Linked DNA regions of Homo sapiens: region 2 is linked to region 1. Evidence: chromatin contacts called from ENCODE Hi-C data. All regions are on one chromosome and are shown on one strand. Each heading gives the region's core, a stretch centred on a gene start or an enhancer-like site at or near the end of the contact. The rest is flanking DNA. Distances are from core to core; before and after follow the strand shown.

Region 1 (2,700 bases), core at 49-2,548:
CTGTGACGCATGTAGCGGGCACAGCCCCTCACCACCGGGGGAGCCAAGCAAAGTCCAGCGTTCGGGCGGTCACCAGTGTCAGAAGTGTCTCCAGCAGACAATGACAGGGGCCTGGCGGGCTGGGTATGTTAAGTAACTGCGAAGTTGGAGGGTTTGGCCACCTCGCTAGCTCTCCTGTACACAGAGATGGTATGATACGTTCCGTACTACAATGAGGGCTCCTTCGGCCTCTGGCAAGGAAATGCCCCCCAAACACCGTGCCTATTGCTATTTTTAAACGGGAGGCTGGAGAGGAAAACGCGGCCAGTATCCTCCAAGGGAAAAGGAGGTGAGGCGAGGCGAGGCGGGAGACAAAGCGGCCTTGCAGCTCTAACTCAAGGACTAGCTTGCGCCGCTGCTCTAACCCAAGGACCAGCAAGAGCCCGGCTGCCAGCCAGCCTGCCCGACCGCGGGGGCGGGCGCCAGATGCGCCCGGAGGCCCAGGAGGAGGGGCGCGGCTAGTTGGGGCCACAAGGCCAAGGTTCTGAAGGGAAGTGTGCGACTGAGCTCAGCCCACAGGCCCAACTGAGCTCCTCTGGGGAGGGGGCAGTCTGTGGATGTCCCAATCCACGCCAAAGCCGGTCTCCGTCGGGCCCAAGCCAGCACGCCAGCTTGAGTCCGCAGAAAGGAGGGAGAGGCTGGAGATGCACAGGGGAGGGGAGGGGCGGCAGCCAGGCAGCCGGAGAGAGGGGTGAGCGGTACCCGCGTTACACAGCTGTTCCAGCAAATGTGCTACAACAAAGCTGCAGAGCTCCTGGCCTACAAATGCATGGCTTGGGGTGCTGGCTGGCGGCGCCCTTCCCGGGACTGTGCGGCAGCACGTGCGGGCCCATCCCCGCCCCCCCGAAAGCCGGGAGGCTTGGCCCAGGCTAGCCTGCCTTCCTACCCGCCCTCCCCAACCCCCCTCCCCCCAGCCGTGGTCGCTTGTGCCCAGGGGACTCAAGGCCGCTCTGCCTCTCCACCCGACAGTCCGCAAAGCGGGTTCCAAAGGAGAGGGGCGAGCGACCGGGACTCCGACCCGCCTAGTCCTTAGTGCCCTCCTCCAGTCCGTAGGAGCAGAGCACGCGGGAATGCACCCGACCGCGGGCAGGCGGAGGCTCCTGGCTGTACGCAACGCTTACCCAGCCCGGTCAGGTTCCTAGCCCGGTTATTGTCCGCTGAGCCGCCCTGGGCCGGGCTGCAGCCTCGGCTGCCACGGCTGAGAGCGCCGCCACCGCAGCTGCTGCCGCCGTCGCCGCGGCTCCAGTCACCTCCAGCACTGACTCCCCTTCCCCAGGCTTTGGGTAGCTCCCCCATACCCCCTCCCCCAGTACTCCAAGGCCACCGGGTGGGGCATCTGCGTCCTGATTGGCAGGCATATGGCCCAATCGCTATGGTGGGAAGGCGTGCCCCGGCCCGCCCACTGTTTTCCTTGGTGCGTTTCTCTTTAAATGCAAATAAGTGCAGGCGTGGTGTTGGCAGGGGGCGGAGAGGGTGCGGAACCACTGGCTGGGGCTCCCCACTCCCGCCCCCACGCCGGGCTGGTAGTGGCGTGGCTACACCGTGGCCTCAAGGAGCCAGTCCTGCCCGGATGGGGCTCGCCGGATCGGTTTCGGTTTTCACGCACTCCCATTTCTGTGGCCGCTGTGCATTCGCGGTACTGTGCCCTGGCCGCCACCAGGACGTTTATTCCTGAGCTAGAGGCCGGCGGGGAGTAACGAGGCAGAGAGGTTGAGGAATCTGGGAAGACTGCAGAAACCTAAGGGCCGGCCTATCCTTAGTCGTAGAGACAAGGCCCTGCGGATCGCGCCGCCAGGCCACCCAGAGGAGGGACTCACCTGCCAGGAAAGCTAGCTGCAGCGCCTGCGCCCTAACTTCGTCCGCCTCTCTGGCACACCAGTGCCCTTAGAGACCATAGAGGCCAACTTCCACCCGTTACCGACGGGCCCTCTGCTGCCCAGAGTGGGGAAAGTCCCTCCCCACAGTTACCCAGCCTGCCGGCGACAAGGGCCAATTTGGAATCCAGAGCCCCGGGCTCCCTTTCCAGGATTGCTTTCACTTTTCTTCTCTGAGATGATACCTGTTTCCATAGTTTGACCCTCACCCAAATTTCGCACCTTCTATGGAATGTGGAGGGAATCCCCAAGGTCTCCAGAGTCCCCCTTCCCCCATCCTTTGTGAGCCTGGCTTTCGGCAGGCCTTTTTCCTTGAAAAGTCTAAATATTGAGAGGAAAATCTTGTCTGGGCCCAAACCGGAGGTCAGGCTGAGGACAAAGTGAGGAGGCCTGTACCAGCCTTGTCTGCTACTGTGTGTGGGATGTGGCAGGGAGCCCGGCGAACTTGGGTCTCTAGCCTAAGGACATTAAGTGGCATCAGTGGCTGCCAGGGCCAGGTGAGCTGAGGCAGCAAAGAATCTAGTTCCACCACTAGTTCAAGAATATCCAGAAGGCCCAGCCCTAAAACTCTGTGTGTGTCTAAAAAGGGAGGTGGGTGGATTAAAGCTGAGGATAGAGAGAAGGATTAGAGAACAATGCGTGCTATTTTTGCATTGCAGGAGTGTTCTCTGCTGCTTCTGGGTCCTGACAGTCTTGAAAAGATCCAGCTGCTGAACTGGTAAGAGGTGGACTGCTGCCTCTGCATGTGTAGAGCACAGGAACTGACATGGCTGCTAGGGATCTGACT
Region 2 (2,700 bases), core at 126-2,625, 1.5 Mb after region 1:
AAGTGGTAGGATTACAGGTGTAAGCCACTGCACATGGTCTCACTTACTATTATTATTATTATTTTTGAGACAGAGTTTCACTCTGTTGCCCTGGCTGGAGTGCACTGGCTCAGTCTTGACTCACTGTAACCTCCGCCTCCCGGGTTCAAGCGATTCTCCCTCCTCAGCCTCCCGAGTAGCTCGGATTACAGGCACGTGCCCGGCTAATTTTTGTAATTTTAGTAGAGACGGGGTTTCACCATGTTGGCCAGGCTGGTCTTGAACTCCTGACCTCAGGTGATCAGCCCGCCTCAGCCTCCCAAAGTGCTGGGATTACAGGAGTGAGCCACTATGCCCGGCTCTCACTTATTTTTTTTGTATAGATATGGGAGGGGGTCTTGATATGCTCCCCAGGCTGGTCTCGAATTCCTGGGCTCAAGCAATCCTCCTGCATCAGCCTCTCAAAGTGTTAAGATTACAGTCATGAGCCACCGCACTCAGCCTAAAACTCAGACTTGACCAGACGACTTCAACAGTCTAGAACACTGCCATCCTGGGATTCTGTGACCTTGACAAGAAGGAGAAAGGGAGCTGGCAGACAAACCCCAAGGGTGTGGACTAGGGAGGTCACATCTAACCTGAGGGAATTATAGCCAGCCCCATCAGGACATCAGAAAGTGAATGTACTGGGAGAGGGGCTAAAGGATCAGGTCACTGATTTGAGGAAGGTGAAGACTGGGATTTAGATGAAGGAAAGATAAATGAGGACTGAGCAAGGATGGGTAGGAAATATGATGGGGAGAGTCCTACGGAAGAGAATGGATGAAGTGTTTTAAGAGGTGAGGCAGTTTAGCCAAAAGAAGAGAAGTTTCCTGTGGACCTGAGATCTTCAGGCCTTTGAGGAGCTGTTAGGGACAACAGGGGATCTGTGTGGCCTCAGGGAGCAGAACTGAGATCCATGGATGGAAGCCATAGAGAAAAGGAGTTCAGACACGGCAAGAACTTTCTAAGAGCCAGAGCTGTCTAGAGAAGGAAAAGATAGGTAGTGAGCTCCCCATCAGTGGAAAGTTGCAGTCAGGGGCTGAGTAAGCATCTGTCAGGGCCCAGGGTCTGGGCCCTGAGTGGGGGTGGGGCTGGAAGGCCAGGACGTGGAAGGCTAGGGGCTGTGACCAGGGTGGGAGAGGAGCCGGGTGGGTCTGGGTGGGGAGTGGTAGCTACCCTAGGTCCGCCCGGGCCCAGCCGGGCCCCCCACGTGGCCGCTGTGGCCTGGCTGCGCCGGGCCTGGCCAGGCGGGGCTGGGCGGGGCAAGGCCAGCGGTCGGCGGGGAGGCGGGCGCGAGGGCGGGGAGCGGCGCGGAAGCCGGGCCACATAAAGGAGCGGGCGGCGCGACAGGGGCGGCTCTTTCCTGGGTGGGGTTTGTGAAGTCGTGGCCCGTTAGCAGGAAGCCTAACAGTCGCCCCGACGCTAGTGAGGGACCCAATCTGAGTCCCCGGCCAGCCGAATCCAAGCCGTGTGTACTGCGTGCTCAGCACTGCCCGACAGTCCTAGCTAAACTTCGCCAACTCCGCTGCCTTTGCCGCCACCATGCCCAAAACGGTGAGTGCCGGAGGTGGGCGCTGTCGACCCCAATGGCTCTGGCTGAGCCTCATAGCCCTTTGCTGATGGCTGAGGGCTTGGCCAGCCACCGGCCCGCCTGGGACGCCGCGCCCTCCGCCATAGCCAAGGGTAGGGAGGGGACCGGAGTGGGATCCTGGTCTGGTGCGCCCTCAGGGGTTGAGGGGGTGTCCAGGCTGGAAGTTTGGACGGGGCGAGGCCTGCCTCTTTCTCAGGTTCCAGTTCCCTGTGTCTGAGATGCAACAGTCAGGACGGCTTCGTTGGGGCCTGGGGTTTCCCCTTTTCCCTGATGGGCCATGGGCACAGAGGAGAGGATTCTGGTCCAGAAGACAACACTTTCCCCAACCCAGGAATTGGCACCTTTCTGGGGCAAGGCTGCCAATGTCCAAGAGGGGACATGGGAACAGAGAAGCAGGGAGAAAGGAGGGAGCCGCTCGGGGCGGATCCGGCACCCCCACTCATCTTTCCCACAGCCTCACCGGGTGGCTCCAGCTGTTTTCCACTAGGAGGTGAGGAGAGAGATGTGAGGAAATCGTCATCGAGGCTGCACCCGAGAGCACCAACACTTATTTAGGCACCAGTCTGAGGAGAGGCCTACCCCATCTCCTGGGAGAGAGGACCGGTTTCTCCCTCCTCTCCACCTCCAAATCCCTGCCCCTCCTATTGCTTAATGCCTCTCTATCTCCTCCTATCCCCTCCGGACTATTTTGTGTGGTGTGGGTTTTCTCGTGGGGCCACACCTTTCTAGAGTGGTGGTTGATTTGGGGATGCGTCTCCACCCCACTGGCTGTTACGAGAGGAACAGAAGCCTCCTGGGAGTGGGGATAGGGGGGCCGGATGCCCAGGAGGGAGAGGGGAGGAGGGGTGTGCCTGACTAATGAGCTCTGCTTGCTTTTGTGCAAGTCATGCCAAATGGCTGCTGAGGCCCTTCCCTTGCTCAGAAAGGCCTGGTGACCACCCTGGCTTGAGTCCCTTAGGCCAAACAGCTTGTTGAGCTGGCCTAGGCAATGCAGTGCTCCCAAACATGTCTCCCCAGGACTGCTTGAGCCTTGTAGAGGTGAGATAGTGACTAGTAGCCTTGAAAAGGGCTGAAGGTCCCCTGGGATG

The links. A loop is a pair of places that touch in the nucleus more often than their neighbours do. Pooled maps may share reads with other maps.
Region 2: a pooled map shows a loop between it and region 1 (6-fold over the local background). The contact joins the promoter of MSN here to the promoter of AMER1 in region 1. A Hi-C loop is called at or near these places in 7 of 50 pooled maps.

The regions. Positions count from the first base shown.
Region 1 is chrX:64,204,410-64,207,109 of GRCh38, forward strand. It overlaps AMER1 (APC membrane recruitment protein 1), which reads right to left and starts at 1,299. Exons shown (of 2, transcript NM_152424.4): 1 at 1,161-1,299. It overlaps LOC112268307, which reads left to right and starts at 1,537. Exons shown (of 4, transcript XM_047442706.1): 1 at 1,537-1,675; 2 at 2,573-2,631. The coding sequence starts at 1,610. RefSeq lists silencers at 406-465, 1,446-1,545 and an enhancer at 1,676-1,835.
Region 2 is chrX:65,666,279-65,668,978 of GRCh38, forward strand. It overlaps MSN (moesin), which reads left to right and starts at 1,376. Exons shown (of 13, transcript NM_002444.3): 1 at 1,376-1,575. The coding sequence starts at 1,564. RefSeq lists a silencer at 1,068-1,397.